Regions from separate parts of the Mus musculus genome. Here region 1 is linked to region 2. Evidence: chromatin loops called from intact Hi-C (ENCODE). Cell type or tissue: heart. All regions are shown on one strand.

Region 1 (2,500 bases), 140 kb before region 2:
CTTTCCTGTTCTTGCACAGAGAGAGGAGATAAGAAAATCTGGTTATTTGAAAAGAAAGGAATAGTCTTTCTTCTTCAGAAAGGATAGAGCTGAGGATATGTAATAAATGCTCTAGTTTCTGACCCATTTCCTTTGAGAAATGAAGTGACTTTGTAGGAAAAAGGAAAGGCACTTGGACAAGATGTCAAATAATAGGAAGTAGAAGCAGTCTCAAACGGCTAAAGGGAATTTGAGAGGAATGGTCATTAACTTACAGAGGACTTGATGAGTAGTTTTAAAAATTGCATTTTACCGGGTGTAGGGGCACACACCTTTAAAACATTAAAACCTCTGAGAGCTGCAGGCTCAGGCAGATCTCTTAAATTCAAGGCTATCCTGGTCTACACATCAAGTTCTAAGCCCGACTGGGCAATACAGTGAGACCCTGTCGAGATATATATTTGGGGCAGGGGATTTGTGGAGGTCAGAGGACAACTTGGAGGAGTTGGTAGGCTGTTTTCACCACATGGGGTCCCTTGGATTGCTCAGTGGCCCTTAGTAGTATCTCTATGCTAAAGACGTATCCCCGACCTCCAGAAGCTGCCAAGATACAAAGAACATTTTGTACCAACTTGAAAGAGTAAATCCTAAAAGTGATTAATAATAGATAATGAGATCTCAGTGTTAGGCGAGGCCATACATGATCATTATTGTTAGAATAAACAGAAACTATGAAATCCAGAAATTGCAGATATGAGCCACTGATAGTAATTCTTCAGCATCACAAAATACGACACATTCAGAGAATTTAATTCACAGATTCTAAAACCAAATCCCAAAAATAGGAGTTAAAGAAAATCAGACTCTAAGTGACTGCTTCCGGAACTTGTGTGATAGGCTCTACGTTGCCAGTCGGAGACTGTTTACGTGACACCCTCTCAGCCTTCTAGTTCTCCTCTGGCCGCCTGGGTGCCATGGCAACAGAGACAGGCTGTAACCTGGGTTCCGGAAGAAGAAAGCTGGAGCGTGGAAACTACCCGGTCAAAGGATGCTGAGTCCCGAGCGCCTAGCTCTACCGGACTACGAGTATCTGGGTAGGGGCTTTTTTCAGCGTCGGGAAAAGAAAGGAGTAATGTGTTAGGGGAAGGAGTGGGTAGGAGACAGGGGCGGAGCCTGAACGGTAGCGGGTCTGGATGGGACGGGAGGACAGAAAGAAGGGGTTCTAGGGCCTGAGCCTGAATGTAGGGCCAAACCTGGATGAAAAATAACATTTATGGAGTAAAGAATGGCTGAATTATATGGACTGGCTCTCAGGCAATGAGGACTGCATTCTAAGTAACACAATTAAGAATCTGAGGCCCCAAACAAGGCTATTATTGATAGGTTTGTATTGACGCAAACTTGGCATCTGAAATGACTTCAGTCATTTTGTAAATAATAATTTTGCCTTCATAGTGCACGGTTATTTCGAGCTTTTCATTTTCATTAGGCATTCTGCACGAGGTAAGCATTTTGCATGCAGCATTATCATAGAAGGGATTGCTGTGTTTGCTACTTTACAGATGGAGACACTAAGGCTAAAGAGACAATTGCATAAGACCTCATACAGTTAGTATTAGGATCAGATTTTCCCCTTGCAGAACTTGACCTTACCCTTGAGCTAAGGCTGTGTGGTACTAAGTACTGTACTTTGCTAAGCACCCTGCAGTGAGTGTGTAACACATTTACTGTATACGTTTGTGTATACACTTATTTTTTTAAAACATTTTTTATGATATTTATTTTTTATTTATATAAGTACACTGCAGCTGTCTTCAGACACACATTAGAAGAGTGCATTGGATCCCATTACAGTTGGTTGTGAGCCACCATGTGGTTGCTAGAAATTGAACTCAGGACCTGTGGCAGAGCAGTCAGTGCTCTTAACCGCTGAGCCATCTCTCCAGACCTTGTGTATACACTTATATGCACACATACACATTTAAAAGTTCATAGCTTAAACATTTAGAGTAGTTTTAAACTTAAAGAGGACTGAGCTGATAGTAGAGTTTTTTCCCTCTGTATCTTCTATTTAGCTTCTATTATTAATTTCTTGTGTTAGTGTGGTACATTTCTTGCAACTGAATATTAGCTCAGTGTGATTACCAACAGCCTATAGTTTATATTAGGGTCCACTCTTTGTATTGTACAGTTTTCTGGACTTGGACAAATTCATATTCTCATATATCCACATTAAGATGTAAAACAATCTTTTCATGGTTAAAACTCCTCTGTGCATCCCCCATTCATTCACCCCTCTCCTTGCTCCTTTCCTTTCCATGACTGATCTTATTGACTTCTAAAGTTTTGCCCCTTTGAGAATAATGGGAATCATTCAGTGTATAAGCTCTTCAGATGGCCTCTTTCGTGTTTCAGTAGGTGTTTAGGTTCCCCCTTGTCGTTTTGTGTCTTGATACTCATTTCTTTACATGGATGAATAACATTTTATTATATGAATGTACCATACACATTTTAAAATAAA
Region 2 (2,500 bases):
TTGGTTGGTTGGTTGGTTTTTTGAGATAGGATTTCTCTGTGTAGCCCCTCCCTGTCCTAGAACTTGCTCTGTAGTCACAGCTGGCATCAAACTCATAAAAATCTGCCTGCCTCTGCCTCCCCAATGCTGGGATTAGTGTGTGCCACCACTGATCCCTGTAAATTTCTTTTTTATTGTTTATTTGTTTATTAAATTTATTTAGTGGATGGGACATCCATGCATGCCGTAGCATGCATGTAGAAGTTAAAGGGCCACTGGCAGGGTTCTCTCCTTCCACCAGGTGGCTCCCAGAGATTGAACTCAGAGCATCAGGCTTGGCAACAAGTGTCTGAGCCATTCTTCAGGCCTTGTCAAATACTCCCTCCCTTCCTCCAACTCCCCTCCCTCCCTCCCTCTCTCTTTATCTTAAAGAGTTACGTATTAGCCAGATGTAGTGTTACAGGCCTTTAATCCTCATAAGAGAATTTCTCTCAAAAACAAAACAAAACACAAAAGATTTATTTTTTATGTGTACATGTCTGTGTACCTGTGTGAGTCTGTGTGTACCATGTACCCACCAGGAGGCAAGAGGACATTAGATCCTCCGGAACTGGAGTAAGAGCCAGTTGCAAGCCACTGTGGGTCCTGGGAAACAAGCCTAGGTCTTCTGCAAGAGCAGAAAGTGCTGGCAACCACTGAGCCACCTCTCCAGCCCCATCAAATGTTTCTTGAGTGCAGATTCATGCAAAGAGCTACTCTGGACACTGAGGCTATAGTTACTAATACAATGGGTTCCTGTCCTCACAGGACAATGTTGAATTTTGAAGTGTACCCCTGAGTACTTGCACTTGTGTATCGCCTGATTTCTTCCACTCCAGAATAGCTCTGTCTTCACTTCCCATTCTGTTAGTTAGATAGTTAGTTAGTTAGCTAGTTAGTTTATATTTTTATAGAATTGTGGGTATGGATGTTTTGTGTACCACTTATGTGCCTACTGCCCACAGAGGAGAAGAGGGTGTCAGATCCTGTAGAACTATAGCCCATGATGTGAATACTGGGAATTGAACCTAGGTCCTCTGAAAGAACAGCCAGTACTCTTGAGCACTGAGCCATCTCTCTAGCCCCCTTCCCTTCCCATTCTTGATAGTATGTGGTAGATTTCTGAGACCGAGACAAAGATTTGTATTTGCCCACGCCCATTCCCCCAGATCCTTCTAAACAATCTGATTTGTGTAAAGATTATAAATAATAGGATGCTCTAAAACCACAGGTCCTGGTCTAGAGACATTATTCAGAAGCTCAGATCCCAGAGCCCAAGGGGCAAGCCAGCATCCTACAAACACTCCCAGGGAGCCATGGCCCCCTTGTGGTCCTCATGTATGCACAAATACATGCACTGCACACACATGCACTAGATATCCCATGCATGTGTGCTGAATGAGTTAATACATGAATAAATAGATACATGAATATTCCTTGTATGGCATTTTATACACACACCCACAAACAAGATTCTTATTTTAAAAGTTTAAAAACAGGCCCAGTGATGGTGGCTTGTCATGCTTTTAGTTCCATAACTCAGGAGGCAGGAGGTAGAAGCAGGTGGATCTCTGTGGATTTGAAGCCAGCCTGGGCTACAAAGCAAGTTCCAGACAGCCAGGGCTATCCTGTCTCAAAAAACATAAAATGATCTGAGGAGAAGGGGATTGGGGGGGGGGGAACTGAAAGGAGAAGAGGGAAGGGAGGCTGTGATCCAGATATAAGTAAATAAATTTTAAAAATAGAAATAAATAAAATTAGAAATAAAAAGTACAAGAAAAAGGTAAAGTAAAATTAAATTAAAAATAAAAATTTAAAAGCAGGGACTGGAGAGATGGATCAGTGGTTACGAACACTTTTTCTTTTTTCTTTTTTTTTTAAGATTTACTTATTATACATAAGTACACTGTAGCCGTCTTCAGACACACCAGAAGAGGGCATCAAATCTCATTACAGATGGTTGTGAACCACCATGTGGTTGCTGGGAATTGAACTCAAGACCTCTGGGAGAGCAGTCAGTGCTCTTAACCACTGAACCATCTCTCCAGTGCCAAGAACACTTTTTCTTATAAGAGTATTTCCCAAGCACCCACATGGTAGCTCACTGCTGTCTATAACTCCAGTTTCAGAGGATCCAATGCCCTCTTTGATCTCCATAGGCACCAGGCATGTATGTGGTACACATATATACATGCAGACAAAATATTCATAAACACTAACAATAAATCTATAAATAAATAAATAATAAAAAATTTTAGAACAAAAATGAATTCTTGTTTGTTGACATAGGGTCTCAGGTAGCCCAAGCTAGCCTGGAGTTTACTATGTAGCCCAAGGTGACCTTAAATTTCTGATCTCCAGCCTCCACCTCTCAAGTGTCAGTAACAACCAAATTTCTTCATGGCATGGCATGAATATATACTAGATAAAATTATCAATACAAAAAGGCTTCTAAAGTGCTAGTCTTCTCTGGTAAGAGGCT

What was found. Peaks named below come from ENCODE experiments on the same cell type or tissue, not always from the same donor. Only the 100,000 strongest peaks of a DNase experiment are listed, where the experiment ranks them.
Region 1: it touches region 2 in a loop (1.9-fold over the local background); 2 of 42 quality-filtered maps call a loop at or near these places.

What each region holds. Positions count from the first base shown.
Region 1 is chr2:91,443,142-91,445,641 of GRCm38, reverse strand. 1110051M20Rik (RIKEN cDNA 1110051M20 gene) reads left to right here and starts at 928. Exons shown (of 9, transcript NM_175123.5): 1 at 928-1,073. The coding sequence starts at 1,028. In heart, no CTCF peak of the experiment used is centred here; a DNase peak (open chromatin) is centred at 951; H3K4me3 peaks cover 950 bases; H3K27ac peaks cover 502 bases.
Region 2 is chr2:91,299,831-91,302,330 of GRCm38, reverse strand. All of the region lies in intron 4 of 1110051M20Rik (RIKEN cDNA 1110051M20 gene), which reads left to right. Among named protein-coding and RNA genes, the nearest start is that of Arfgap2, 36 kb to the right of the region's middle. In heart, CTCF peaks have their summits at 266 (motif pointing right) and 1,347 (motif pointing left); no DNase peak of the experiment used is centred here.